Regions from separate parts of the Mus musculus genome. Here all the other regions are linked to region 3. The links are chromatin loops, found by intact Hi-C in ENCODE. Cell type or tissue: left cerebral cortex. All regions are shown on one strand.

Region 1 (5,000 bases), 1.0 Mb before region 3:
CTCCGCCTCTTTTTTTTTTTGAATTTCTTCTTGGTTTTACTCCCTGTCAGTTAGCACCTCACATACCTGCATAGAAAATTCATAGCAGATTTTTGCAATTAACAAAGCTTGAAAAAGCCCTTTTTAAAATGTGTGTGTATAAGTGAGCCTTCTCTCTTTATTCCATGTGGGACTGGAGACTGAGCTCAGTCATGAGGCTTGGCAGCACGTGGTGCTGTTCGTTACCAGCAGCACCACCTTGCTGTCCCTTTTAACATTTTTTTAAATTCAAGATCCTGTTTTTAAGACTTTATATTTTAGTTTCTGTTTTATTTATTAGATATATGCATAATATAAATATATTAGGATATATTTACATTCTAGTCCTTTGTATTTAGAATATCCATGTTTTAGACCAAGTGGCTATTTGACACATACACTAGTATAGTGAGTATTGAGTTTTTGGACCACTGTGTTTCTAGCACACAGATGTCTTTAGTGTATCATAATGAATGTAAATCACTTGTGAAAAACTAAAATATCACAGTATATATTTCTACTAGTTATAAAGCCATACAAGTTATATATACAAAGCAAAATCTCTTATATTGAAAAAAATTGCCCCTCTCCTAAAAAATGCTTTTCTTTTTTACACTTAACCCCCAAATAAAAATGGTTTTTACAGTTTTTAGTTTAAGTGAAAGTTTATTTAATAGCATTAATTCTAAGGCAAAGACCTAAGTTTACTAGAATTATAAACCTTCAAAGCCACACTTTTCAGCAGACTTAAATACTAAGGAAAGTACAATTGTCTGCTGAAAATTCTATTTAAGAACTAGGGCTTTCAACACCAAGACATGCCAAATTACGTTTGGGTCTTTGAAAACCCAGCTCTTGGGAATGAATTCCAAGCCATGACTGTTGAAAACACACGTGCTTTAGTTTAGTAACCCATCTTATTGAAAAAAAAAAATGCATGCTTAACAGAGATGGGACATTTCTCGTTTACATACCTTCATTTTTGGAAAGCTAAAATGTTGCATACTGTGGCATACATACATAACCCATCTTTTAAAATACCACCTGGAAGTATAGTTTGAAATGCTTCATTTTCCTATATAGCCCTTAAATAAAATGAAAGCACTGCGCTGCCCGTCTTTAATGTTTGTTAAAAATGAAGGAAAAACTTTAAAAAATGACTTTGCAATTTCCAAATGCCCGCGCTCTGCAAACACTTCTCAAGCCAGCCTAGTATACTGTCTGGGTCAAGCTCGGTGACAGCAGGCCGAGCATTTGAGTTAAAGCTGCCTCTAGCCTGGGATACAAAGCCCTTCCTTTGATCCTTTTCTCGTTACTCTGCAGATGGAGGACCAACAAACAGAACGCATTCCTATCGATGGGCACACGTCCCTCTCTTCAGCAAAGCTCCCAGACGCTAAACCGAGGCCAGGCCGCAAGGCCACGCCGAGCCCTCAGGACGCCAGGCCCGGGCGGGTCAGGGAGGAGAGGCGAGGAAAAGGTTCTTCTATGCAAGCATGAGGCTGGGACTCCGGAACAAAGCGCCGGCCCAGGAAGACCAGGCGGCCCGGCGGCGCACACTCACTGGGCTCCCGGCGCTACGCAAGAGTCCCGCAGCGCGCCGGCCCGCCGCCCTTACGCCACTGGCTTGGCCCCAGAGCCTTCGCGAATATGGCTTTGCGCACTGCGGCGAGGCTGCGCCGCAACCGAGCTTGCCCGCTGGCTCCTCCCCGCCGCCCTGCGCGGATTGGTAGCGGACGGAAGCCCGGCTGCTGATTGGATAGCGAAGGAGCCACTCGGGGAGGCTCTAGTGGGTCGGCCGCCTCAGAGTGATAAGTTGGGCTTCAGACACGCCTCAGCGCCAGCAGCGAGCCGGAGCTCTATGGAGGTGGCGGCGGGTACCAGGTGGCGGCTGCAGCAGCTACTCCTCTGAGCTGAGACTTTCAAGCCGGCCGCGTCTCCTTCCTCCCCCTTCCCTCCCCCTTTTTTGTTTTCCGTTCCCCTTCCCCCTCCCTTCCCCGTCCCCGACGACCGGATCCAGAGGAGGCAGCTGCGGTGGCAGCTGCTGAGTTCTCGGTGAAGGTGAGTGGAGTCGCCGCCGAGCGGAGCCCTCTAAGATGGCCGCCGCCCCTGGCCGCTTCTTGTCGAGTGGAACAAAATGGCGGCCGCAGGCGGAGCCGGGCGGGGCGGCCTTTCCTCTGCCTTTGGGCTACTTAGAAATCTATGGCCTCCGCGCTCCTTCCTGTGTCGACCGAAGAGCTAGGCTGACGTGCGGTCGAGTGGCGGGCGCAGCCGGGATCCTGACGTGGGATCCGGGAACAGCGTGCGAGCGTGGCAGGCCTCGCGCCTCGGCGGGAGGGACGCGGCCCGCGGCAGGGCCCGGCCGTTGGCGCGGGACCAGCGAGGCGGACGAGTCCGGAGCCCGGCCTCCCGGCGGGGAGGAGGTGTGTGGCCCTACTGCGGGATGTCCCACTCGGGCGACGCCAAGAGCGAGTCTCGGTCCCTTTGTGGGCCTTGGCAGCCGAGGCGCTGTCAGCCGGGGGATTTATGGTGGAGGCGGCGGGTGGGCAGGAGGCCGCCTTCCTGCGGGAGAACAAAGGGCCGGCCCGGAGGGGGCGCCTCCCGCCCAGGCCTGGGCCCTCGCTAGACGCCGCTCGGAAGCTGAGCCAGCCTGGGCCTGGGGGAGGAACTCGCTGCTCTTTTGTTCGCGCGGAGTGGGGCGGAGGTGCCTGCTGCCATGTTGTGTTGTGGCCCCGGCCTTCCGGCGGCTTTCCACACGCGCCCTGTGTAAAAGGAAGGGCTTATAAAGACGAGCGGAGGAAAAGCTGCCCAACACCGGGTAGTGAGGCTCTGGCCGGCCTGTCACCACCCCGGCCACCCATTTTAGTACCGCAGACATATCCCTTGTAGCACCGCCGGTCTTGATAGCATTTCTGTTTAATTTTAAAGGCCCCATAATACGGCTGCTTCCTAGGCAGCATCCAGATTTTTTTTCATTTTATTTTTCTCACAAAAGCTGTTCTTTGCATCCTTGAATACTAAGAGAATCCACGGGGCTAAACAGGTTTTATTGTGTATTTGTGGGTTTTGACTTCGTTCTATTTTAGTCTTCTGAGGGCTGCAATGCAGTGAAAGTTCAACCAGCTGCAGTGCTGGGAGCGGAAATAAATTATATTTGAAAGTTTATAGCTCAGTATGGCAGTACCTAATTTTGGTGTTTTCTCTCTTTCCAGGCTTTTCATTTCTACCATCCCCTCCCCTCCCCACCCCATCCATTAATATTATTCTTTTGAAGATTCTTCGTTGTCAAGCCGCCAAAGTGGAGAGTGCGATTGCAGAAGGGGGTGCTTCTCGTTTCAGGTATGGTTTTGGGAGTGGGTAGTAGATACATTGGAGGGGGTGTTCAGAAAGGGCCAGTCATAAAAGCCTGGCAGTGGTGGCGCACGGCTTTAATCCCAGCACTTGGGAGGCAGAGGCAGGCGGATTTCTGATTTCAAGGCCAGTCTGGTCTAGAGAGTGAGTTCCAGGACAGGCAGGGCTACACAAAGAAACCCTGACTCAAAAAACAAAGTCGTTACCAATTCCCACTAATGTGCTGTGGTTCTAGAATAAAGAGTAAATGGATTACAGGGGTGGGGTGGGGGATTATTTTGTCTGAATGTATGTCTGCATACATTTCTGTGTACAGTGTCAGAAGAGGGCATCAGATCCTCTGAGACTGGAGTTGTGAGCTGCCATGTGGATGTTAGGAACTGAACTGCTTTGAATATCTGAGCCATCTCTAGCCTCCAGTTCACTTTCTTTTAGGCCAAAGTTCACTTTGTTACGCAGTTTCTAAAATATAAATAGGTTCCCTTCCAAGTGAGGCATAATTGGTATAGTAAAAATTTTCTTTTGAATAGTGCTTCTTCGGGCGGAGGAGGAAGTAGGGGTGCACCTCAGCACTATCCCAAGACTGCTGGCAACAGGTATGGTAAAACTTGTAAAGACAGTTAACTTAAAACTGTCGATTTGATTAAAGACTTCCATGCTAACAGGGTAATTCTTGGGAAGTCATCAGTAATCTTGATGTGGATTCATAATTCCAAACTGCTTTTCATCCTCTTGGTTTATGTTTGCTGGTATTTCAAAATTACGATCCCTACTATAGGGTATTTGTGAAGTGGTCTGTGTGGAATTTGCTTGTTAAGCATTTTAGTATTAAGTCTCAAGGTTTGGTGCCTGGGCCAGCAGTTTTGGCATTGCCTGGGAATATATATATTCAGAAGTGGAAATTTTTGGGTACTACCCCAAACCTACTAGAACAGAAATTGGGAATGGGCCTTCGAGTCTGTTTTAAGATACCATCTGGACAATTCTGATGCTGTTTGAAAAAATTTTTAGGATTGTTTTGTTGTGGGGGGGGAAGTAAAGCCTTTGGTTTGGTGGCTCCTTTTCCCCTCTGTTTAGCGGTTTTAGGGTTTTATGGTATTTGTTGTGAGTGGATGCTGTGTTCAAGTTTTTTCATAATTGTAAGCCACTTCATCAATGTTTTATTAAACTAGCGAGTTCCTGGGGAAAACCCCAGGGCAAAACGCTCAGAAATGGATTCCTGCACGAAGCACTAGACGAGATGACAACTCCGCAGCAAACAACTCCGCAAATGAAAAAGAACGACATGATGCAATCTTCAGGAAAGTAAGAGGGTAAGTGCCAAAGTCTGTTCTGAGGGAAGTGGTGGTGAACTATATTCTAGTATGTGAATTGAAAAATTCAGGCATGATTTTGGCAAGATTCACTAGGCATCCATTACATTGTAGTGGATTCAAATATCAACAATATTTTAAAGAATCTTAAACAGAAGTATAGCCTACTGGTATTTGACAGCAAGGTTTATTTGTTTACAACCTACAAGTTGGAAGTGATGGCATTTCCATTGTTGGTTTAGTGTGTAACTCAGTGACATGGGTAATATAACCATCTTAACTCATGGTCACTTCCATATAATGAAAACCTACTGCTCT
Region 2 (5,000 bases), 310 kb after region 3:
TAAAGAGAATCCTGGGCACATTTATAATAAGAATATATCTCAGAAAGATTGGTAAGTGTCTCGGACCAAGGTATCACCTGCTACATAAACCGTGGCTCCTACTGTTAACTCAGACTGTTCTTATGATGTCTCATTTTGTTCCTAAGCAGAAGTGTCAGATCTTAGACTGGGGTCCTGAGTGTCTGATACAAGTCTAAAGGAATACTGTAGCCTAAACAGAAAGCTCTAGGCCGGGGAGGTTTCATTTCAGATGGGACTGAGTTTATTGTACTAACTACCAATAGCTACTCTCTTGTGCCCTCTTAAACTTTGGTCAGGGATCTTTCTCCCTCTTTTCAGTGAAAGGCAAATTGAGCCTTCTTTATCTGATGTATAAATTTTTTTAATCACTTAAAATATTTGTGTGTGGTCATGTCCACAACGGGTATCTGTGGAGGTCAGAAGAGGATATTGAATTCTCTGGAGCCAGTGTGATAGCTGCTTGTAAGATGACCAACTCCGGTGCTGGGAACTGAACTCCTTCCTGTCCTCTGCAGCAGTAGCTAGCACACTTAACTAACCAAGCCATCTCTCCAGCTCCTGGTCTATAATTTTACAGCTCCTACTGTGAATGGGAGTAGGGGGTTGTTTGGTTTGGGGTTTGCTTTTGCTCTGTGTTTTGAGACAAGATCTTACTATGTAGCCCAGATCAGCCTGGCACTGTTTTGTATACCTGTTGGCTTCAAGCTCCTGCTCCTCTTGCCTCTACTCCCCAGGCACAGTTTGTAAGTTTTGAGGACAGAGTGCCAAATATTGGAGGCTCTATTTAAGTTTCAGAGACTCAGGGATGAAGGAGAATAAAGGCTGTGCGTCTGAGTCCCTGCTTTGGGGTGTGTCAGGTAGTTCTGGTAGCTCAGATTAGGCTGAGACCTGGATCTTTCCGGCCTTAGGCAATGAGGCCGGCCTGTGACGCCTGGGGTCCTGATTGACTAGCTGACCCGGAGAAGCCTTCTCAGTTTATCCCAGTGGACTAGGAATGCAGTTTTTCCTGTGAGTGCCCTGAAACAGGAGGCAGCAGGTTATACAGCAGGATGGATATCCTTTAGGTGGGACTGTGATGTTACGGCCACAGTGGAAGATTGATGGGAATAGCCCCAAATGATAAGTACTTTGGTGTGTGCATGATTTCAAGGCTCACAGGCAGCAGTGATTGGAAAGCAAGAGTAAATTTGTTCCATCACAAGTTCCCAAATTGACTCTGAGCTCACTTGCTTTCTCTGGTGCCGTTGTTTACTCTTCCTACAAATATGCATTTAGATTCAGGCTGTTTGGTGTGTTCTTGTGATCTTGTGGACATCTGTGTATCATTTTAAGGCATTTTTATATTACAAGGCAATTGGGGTATATTTTTAGTGGGTTTTGTACCAGCAGGTCACTTTCTATAATACATGCAAGCTCTTTTTTATGCTGGAGTTTAGATCCAGGGCCTTGTAAATGCTGAATAAACATTCTCCCACTGGGCAGGATCCCCAGCCCTCAAATCCATCTTTAAGTTATTTCTATAGCTTCCCAAAGCTAAACTGAACGTGTATAACCAGTTTGTTTTCTCATTGGTAACAGTATGTGATACGTATTAGTGGAGTGGCAACCAAGCTCACTTTTAAAGTGTTTAACACTGATGTTTGTTTGTTTGTTTGTTTGTTTGTTTGTTTGTTTGTTATTCTGTGCTGAGAAAGGGCCATGTCTTCATCCCTGGTTATAAATTAAAACTAGAAGCTTTGAAAATAAATAGTTGAAAACAAGACTTACTGGAAATTTTCTTCCATCTTTTCTACTTTCCCTTGCTCGTAAGTCTTTTGCTGATATTGTTCCCAATTGACAGAATGTTTAACTTGTTTGGACAGACAGCAGATCGTGGTAGGTCAGGATGCTGTGACTCCCTGAAGACCTGGGTATTCAAGGTCCCAAATACAGTTTCACCTTCTAGTCTCTAGGCCTCTTGTCCAGTTGTTAGCTTTAGTGCTTCACTGACTTGGAATAGCTGGTTAAAAACAAGGAAAGTTGGAGCCGTTCTCTGGTTTGTCTTTAGGACTTGGGTCAAAGCTGGTCCTTCCTGTGAGCACTAGATGGAGGTGTTTCCTAGTGGCTAAGACTGGCTAGCCACATCTTGCTTATTATTGGTTAATTAAAAACCTTTCCTGCTGTTTCAGTCCTATACTGCCCCTGCTTCTCCCTTCCTCTCTTCTTTCCTTTTGCCTGCCTGCCTTCCTTCCTTCCTACCTACCTATCTACCTACCTACCATTCTGTTTAGAAACAGGGTCTCTGTCTCTGTGTAGTCCAGGCCCGCCCAGAATTCTGAGTCATCCTGCCTCAGCTTCCAGGTGCTCTGATTACAGGTCTATGCCACCATGTCCAACTTCTTTTTTTTTCTGAGACAAAGTTTCTCTATGTAGCCCTGGCTGTCCTGGCTGTTTTGGTGTTTGCCACCCCACCTGGTTTCCAGTTAACATTTTTAATTGCTCCAGTGTAGCATATGAATGACTGATCGCATTTAACAGAAGAGTAAATTACAAAATGCTGAAAAGTGGACCCCTAAAGCCACAGTGAGAAATAATTACATCCTTGGGCCAGTTATGCTGGCACATGTTTCTAGTCTCAGCACTTGGGAGGCACAGACAGGTGGATCTTGGTGAGTTCCAGGACAGCCTGGTCTACAGAGCAAGTTCCAGGGCAGGCAGGGGCCGGAGAGCTGGCCCAGCAGTTGAGTATTTAATGATCTTACAAAGGATCTGGCTTTGGTTCCCAGCTTTGCTATCAGGCAGCTCACAGCCGCCTATAACTCCTGTTTCAGGAGATCTGATGCCCTTTGACCTCCAAGGACATCTGCATGCACATGGTACACATAAACACATGTAGGCACATGTATATGCATATAAACTAAAATTTAAAAATTAAAGCATTTTTAAATGAAAAATGAAGCATACAAAAATAAGAGAGATGGCCAGGTATGGTGGTGCATGCCTTTAATCCTAGTGCTCTGGAGGTAGAGGCAGGTTAATCTCTGTGAGTCTGAGGCCAGCCTGGTCTACAAAGCAAGGTCCATGACGGCCAGGGATGTTACACAGAGAAGCCCTATCTTGAAAAATGGGAGATGGCAGGGGAGGTGCAGGGCAGCATTTATTTTTTTAAAAAGCAATGCTACCAAAAATATCTTTTTTCGAAGTCTGTCATTTCTGAAAGATGATTGGTTACTTTCCATTTTGCAATTGTGTATGTGATATGTATGCTCATGCTTCCCACATAGTTAACCCACTGAGCAGTCTCGCAGCCCTGGCTTCCAGTTTGGTGTGTCTTCACTCGTCATCTCTGGCTGCCTCAAGATGCTTTGGCAGCAGCCTCTTCCCCCAGCCAGTCTTCTTGGGAGCGCTCAGTGTTCTGAGATGACTCCTTCTTTGACCCACCAAAACCTACCTTTCCACATCCTGTTGCTCTGAACTATAGCATTAGAAACAAATAAAACTCAAAATGGTAAAAGTGATAAAAAGTTCAGTTATCTATAACAAGTAATTTAATCTGAACAAGAGCTGGACAGGCAGTGGTGGCACGCCTTCAATGTCAGCACTCAGGAGGCAGAGGCAGGCAGATCTCTTGAGTTCAAGGCCAGCCTGATCTACAAAATGAGTTCCAAGACAGCCGATACACAGAGAAATATTATCACAAAACCACAAAATAATAAATGATAACGATAACAATAATTCACGGGGACAGGGCAGATGGCTTAGTGACTAAGGATGCTGCTGTATATGAGGTCCTGAGTTGGAATCTCTACTACCCACATAAAAAGCCAGGTATGGCCAAGCACACTTGTTCCCCAAGAGGTGCAGGGAGCAGAGGCAGGAGGACCACTGGGACTTGCTGGCTGCTAGCCTAGTCCAGTTTCACGCAGAGATCTTGTCTCAGGGGAACAAGGTGAGGAGTGATAGAGTAGGATATTTGACATTTTGCTGGGGTTTCTACATGTGTGTGCACCACACTCTTTCTCACATACAAATGGAAACTAAGATATGGTTAGTTCACAAGAGATAACATTTAAATAATGCCTTGTGTTACTTTAAAGCATTTAAAGGAGTTTTGCTTGGTGACTGGGCAAATCTAAATATGACTTGTTTTGGCAAATAATTTTTTTATACAGTTCGGGATTTTCTGGGGCATCTGAAACTGTTAGTAATAGCAACTTGGACATAGATAGCCATTGCCTTTGGCTTCTTACAATGTCTTTGGCTTTTTCCACTTTAAAAAAATATATATTTATTTTATATATTTGAGTATACTGTTGCTGTCCTCAGATATACCAGAAGAGGGCATTGGATCTCATTACAGATGGTTGTGAGCCATCTTGTGGTTGCTGGGAATTGAACTCAGGACTTCTGGAAGAACAGTCAGTGCTCCTAACTGCTGAGCCATCTCTCCAATCTAGCTTTTTACACTGTTAAACCTTACCAAAATGCTAATACTGAGAAAGGAAATTATTTTGCTTTGATTTATTGATCATTTGGTCCTTATTTCTGTAAGTAAGCTAATATCTGTTCTGGGTTTCAGGACTAGTTTTAATCAGAGCCAGGAGAACATCAAGCCAGGTCTCCTCAGTATTTTCCTTTTTTCCAGTGATTGCCTTCATGTCGTGGAGCCCATGCCTGTACGGGGACCTGATGTAGAAGCATACTGTCTACGCTGTGAATGCAAATACGAAGAGAGAAGCTCTGTCACAATCAAGGTGAAACATGAGTTTGTACACATGCACACACGTGCACACACATTCCCACATGCTCCCCAGAAAAGACAGAAACGTTTGAGTTTCCCAGGAAGTAACAATGGCCCTGCTCTTGCTTTCTGGATTTGTTAGGACGTAGTAAACGGACAAGTGAATGAAATGGCTCTGAAACTATGCTGTGTTTAGCTCCACATTCTGAAGTACATGGTAGTTTATCATACACACTGAACGCCAGTGAGACATTATCAG
Region 3 (5,000 bases):
GGCCTCGGGTTATTAATAAACTCCGATTCTGCCCGGGCTGCGCTACGAAGGCGGCCGTAGGATCGGCCAGGCCTGAGGACCAGCATAAGCAGCTGGAGGGAGAGCCGGGGCCCGAGTGGGCCCGCGCCGCCGCACTGAGGGCGGCGGCCGGGCGGAGAATAATGCACACTGGGTAAAAACACATTTATATACGAACCTCCGAGAAAATTTTCCAACAATTCCTTCGTCCGACCACCATGCACCAGGACAGGAAACAGCCGCCCGGCCCCCAAGCCCCGCAACCCGCATAGCAATTCTGAGTCCCGCCCCTACCCTCCATTGGGCTGTCTTTACGTCACTCACTGGAAGACTCTTGCTCTCGATTGGTCTAGATTTAGCTGACGGGCAGGAAACCGCCACTAACTACGCCCACCTCACCTGCGTCATTGTTGCCTGACCTTCCTACCCGCTCATGAGTGGCTGGCGCCAGGTACGGAATCAAAGCTTCTGTGCCTGACTGGATGGCGAAACTGCTCATCGCGGACCACTCCGCCCCACGGACGAGTGAATTATGCCGATTCTGGGGCCCCAGCGGGAGGCGCCATTTTGTAGCAAGGGAGGGAGGTTCGTCCTTTTGATTGCCCGGGAGGGAAATAGGGTGATGGGCGCCATTTTCCCTACAGGGCTAATGTGGAACCCATGGAGCTCCCGGTGGCCCTGCCGGAGCGTGTATCGGAGGCCGGATGGGCCTTGCCTTTCTATTGCCGAGTGTTATTTCATTGGAAGGTTAGAGGAAGGCAGGAGGGCGGCCCGAACCTCCCACGCGCTCCCTAGGGGCTCTCGGAGTCGGCCGAGGCCTTCGCTTTGGGTCTCTGTGCCTAGCGCAGCTGATGCCGGAGACTGGGTTCGGAACCTGCCTGCCCTTCCCCAATCTCCGGGCATGACCATGCCATGGGAGGTTGAGCTTTCTGCTTCTGCGGAGATCCCGGCGGAGCCGAGCTTCCGCTGGGAGGCAAAGCGAATGCTCTTAGTGTGTCCGTGGACTTGTGGTCGCTCGGGTCCTTTGCATGCGCTTTCCCTGTTTTGTGAAACTGAAGGATGAAGAAAGCATCTGTTGGGCTCTTTAACCTATTGAGACATTAGTTGTGGCATGTGGTACGTTTTTTTTTTTTTTTAATCCTCTCGGCCCAACCCTTAAGCCATTTCCAATACAAGGCATTTCAGATAAGAGTGCAGTAGCCGCAGTACCAGGTGTATATTCCAATAAGATGAGGAGGTTGACCAGCATTAGCCGTCAGTCACTTGCATTTCAGGTGATGTCATTGATGAAGTCGAAAAATAGCCGGGAGAAACTTGAGTTTGTAACTAAATCTAGTCGGAACCTACAGTATTACCTTCTCTTGCCCTCACCCCATCTGAGACTTTAGTTTGCAGTATAGTTCAGTAGGCTATGAATTTAACCGGAGAGTATATCCCTAAGTGCTAAGAGTAGGCTGTATAGCCTATGCCACATAAGGCCCAATAAATCACAATTTTAAAATATTAATCTAACCAGGGCATAGTTACATAATCGGTACTCAAATGTCATTTGAAGGATCTCAGGACTTAGAATATACATCCTTTTATGGTTTTTGAGAGTGTGGCTGTCTGGCCTTGTATTTGCTATGTAGAGGGCAATTGATGACATGATCTTGACCTAATCCACCCACAACTCCTATCAAACCCTGGCAAGAAAGGTACATGACACCACTACTTTGTTTTGGTACTCTTGGACCTTTCTACCTCCACATGGCCAGTAATGGGATTATAGATAGGCATGTGCCACCATCTCTGGTTCTGAACAGTATTATTATTTTTTGCTTTTTTTTCCAGATGGGGTTTCTCTGTAGCCCTGGCTGTCCTGGAACTCACTCTGTAGACCAGGCTGGCCTTGAACTCAGAAATCCGCCTACCTCTGCCTCCTGAGTGCTGGGATTAAAGGCGTGCGCAAGCACTGCCCGGCCAGTATGAATATTGTTATGAACAATGGTTAAACATTCCTAGTGCAAATGCCACCACCATCTTGTTCATGGGTTTAATCCTCAAGGACACAAAACACTTGGACCCTTAAAAATTAGAATATGGGTCTCCAAGGTGAACAGCCTCTGGCATGTTGGAACAATGTAGCAGGAGATGTCAGAAAAGTTACCACAGGGATAACTGGCTTGTGGCGGCTTTTTGATCCTTCGATGTCGGCTCTTCCTATCGTTAAGCAGAATTCACCAAGCGTTGGATTGTTCACCCACTAATAAGGAACGTGAGCTGGGTGAGCTGAGTTTAGACCGTCGTGAGACAGATAAGGAGGTCGGCCAGTTCCTCCTGCCTTCTGCAAGAGGGTTCCCAGACTGCCCTTTGAGAATAAAATGGGAGGCCACAACCAAAGTCTTTTGGATAAAGCACCACCATGGACTATGCACTAGCACTAACCCGTTTGCCTGCCTTCCTTCCCAAGGCATAGATCTTACCCAGCATGGGAAAGATCCTCCCTCCCTCCCCCCTTCCACCATGCACTCAATAAAATAAAATGAATGAACGAAAAAAAAATTAGGGCATGACACTGGAATTTTAAAAAAGATTTTATTTAATGCTTCAGTGCTCTAACTGTATATACTGTATATATACAGCATGCCAGAAGAGGGCATCAGATCCTATTACCACCATGTGGTTGCTGGTTATTGAATTCAGGATCTCTGTAACCACTGTTATTTCTCCAACCACAGATGGCATTTTATGATCAAAACATTAAATCATTTTTAAGTTTAGTAAATCCTATACCTCAGGGTACTCAAGCTGTTAGGTGTTGTGATTTTATATATTCTATATATAGTAACCGTTTTAACATCACAAATGTCTCTAATTCTTTGTGAGCTTTGAAAGCATGAATATGTAGAACACTGATATGCTAGGCACATCTGTTTTTAAGATTGTTTTGGTAAGGTTAGGGTGGTACTAAGAGCCTTCCACTACTTGTGGATACCAGCCCATCAGTTTTGTGATTTGCTAGATTTTCTTGATTGCTTTTCAGGGCTAATGTTTGGACTCAAATCCAGCCTAATTCAGGCTATGAAAGCACTCTTGACACTGGAATTACAATTTTAAGGACTTATTAAGGCATAACACTTTTTAAAATGACTTCTTGCTACAAGCAGCTAAAGTCACATAACTACAACCCAGTGAATATGTAAAGCTAGTCTAATTTTTCAGATTCTACATTGTTTATCCTAAAATCAAGACACTGCTTAGCAATCTTTGGTCCACCTAGGTCATTTTGGGATAATACATGAGCTGAGAGGCCTAGGCCTTTTAAGTTAATTGCTCTATCAGGGCCATTTATTCTCTATTAATGATCACATTAATGTAGGGTTTCTTTCTCAGCTCATTGGCTGAAATAGTACCACAGGGATCACTACTGTTATTTTTGATTGGCTTTTCTTTTGAGACATGGCTTCTCTGATGCATAGCCCTGGCTATTGTAGAATTCATTCTGTAGACCCAGCTGGCTCCTAAGGCATTCAACTACCTGTGAAGGAGGGGACTAAAGGCATGTTGAAGGGTTTTTTGTTTTCTTTTTTTGGGTGTGTGTGGGAGCGTGGCATCATTTTGGTCCCTCTTTATATGCTCAAACAGAATAACCTTGTCAATTCCTTGGTAGGTGTGAAAAAAAGATTCTATCTGGATTACATGTAGATCAACTTGGAATACACTTGTGATAGATATATGCTTAGCCCAGAGAGTAGAACTATCAGAAGGCCTTGTTGGATTAAGTGCTCCCTGGAAGCCAGTATTCTGCTAAGCAACTTTTACACAGCACTTCGGGCACCATCCTACCTGGATGCTGCTATGTTGTCATCAGCTGCCTTGGTTGTGGTGTCTGTTCACAGCGTAAAACCCTAAGAAAATACTGTAGCATTAGCAGATCTACATTTGGCAACTTGAATCAATTAAAAATAAAAGGAGTGCACATCTTTGCTTGTGAGGTAAAGGGTCTCTATGTTGGCAACTTGACCCACAAAGTTCCAGTATAGCAAGACTAGCTATTGAAGCCAGTCACTTTTTTTTTTTTTTTTTTTTTTTTTTGAGACAGGGTTTCTCTGTGTAGCCCTGGCTGTCCTGGAACTCACTCTGTAGACAAGGCTGGCCTCAAACTCAGAAATGCCTCTGCCTCCCAAGTGCTGGGATTGAAGGCATGTGCCACAACACACGGCTAGCCAGTCACTTCTTAACAGGCATGGTGCTATAGTAAGTTCTGGCCTTTTATGACCAAATAGCTGCTAAAGACCTTGAAATAACACTTTTTTTTTTATCATGGCGGACTTATTTAATATTAAGACTGTATAATTTAGTCATTTGCCCAAATATCATATGGCACTCAAATACAGGGAGACTTATATAGAATCACTTTAGTTAGTTAAAGTTACAACCTAGCTCTAATAGACCTCTGGGAAATACTATTTGTTGTTCAATTTAAGAAACTGTTCTGGACCGGGTGTGGAGGCGCATGCCTTTAATCCCAGCACTCGGGAGGCAGAGTCAGGGGGATTTCTGAGTTCCAGGACAGCCAGGGCTGTACAGAAAAACCAAAACCAAACCAAAAGCCAAAAACAGAACCAAAACCAAAAAAATAACCTGTTCTGGGTCTGGAGAGATAGCTTGAGTCCCAGGTTCAATTCTCACCATACACATCTCACAGCTAACCATCTAATTCCTGAAGACTGAATAAGATCCCCTGAACCCTTTGGTAAAATTTAGATGTGTGAAAAGAACTCAGATAAAAATTCCAGGTTAAGTGTAAGAAGAAAATTTTGATTTGCCTGCTATATTGTAACTATTGATTCTAACTAAAACTACCAATTCTAACTTGAAAAATATATAACCTCTGTAAATGATAATTTTCATTGTGTTTAAAACCAACTTAAACCTTTTTTGATATATGGTTTTCTAGTAACAATGTGAAAATTGGATTAATTTAAATATTAGTGAAG

Evidence for each region. Hi-C counts contacts between places; a loop is a spot of excess contacts. Peaks named below come from ENCODE experiments on the same cell type or tissue, not always from the same donor. Only the 100,000 strongest peaks of a DNase experiment are listed, where the experiment ranks them.
Region 1: a loop joins it to region 3, with 3 times the contacts of the local background. A loop is called at or near these places in 1 of 42 quality-filtered maps.
Region 2: it touches region 3 in a loop (4-fold over the local background); 1 of 42 quality-filtered maps calls a loop at or near these places.

Annotation. Positions count from the first base shown.
Region 1 is chr7:111,079,864-111,084,863 of GRCm38, reverse strand. Eif4g2 (eukaryotic translation initiation factor 4, gamma 2) reads left to right here and starts at 1,834. Exons shown (of 22, transcript NM_013507.3): 1 at 1,834-2,079; 2 at 3,231-3,357; 3 at 3,900-3,965; 4 at 4,542-4,682. The coding sequence starts at 3,317. In left cerebral cortex, CTCF peaks have their summits at 238 and 2,600 (motif pointing right); DNase peaks (open chromatin) are centred at 1,745, 2,181, 2,445, 2,623 and 1 more place; H3K4me3 peaks cover 3,135 bases; H3K27ac peaks cover 2,756 bases.
Region 2 is chr7:109,745,064-109,750,063 of GRCm38, reverse strand. It overlaps Tmem9b (TMEM9 domain family, member B), which reads left to right. Exons shown (of 5, transcript NM_020050.1): 2 at 1-51; 3 at 4,646-4,754. Among named protein-coding and RNA genes, the nearest start is that of Tmem9b, 4.7 kb to the left of the region's middle. In left cerebral cortex, CTCF peaks have their summits at 2,107 (motif pointing right) and 4,334 (motif pointing right); no DNase peak of the experiment used is centred here.
Region 3 is chr7:110,056,972-110,061,971 of GRCm38, reverse strand. Zfp143 (zinc finger protein 143) reads right to left here and starts at 261. Exons shown (of 16, transcript NM_001374618.1): 1 at 197-261. In left cerebral cortex, CTCF peaks have their summits at 1,006 and 2,648 (motif pointing right); DNase peaks (open chromatin) are centred at 1,272, 1,582, 2,395, 2,645 and 1 more place; H3K4me3 peaks cover 1,603 bases; H3K27ac peaks cover 1,916 bases.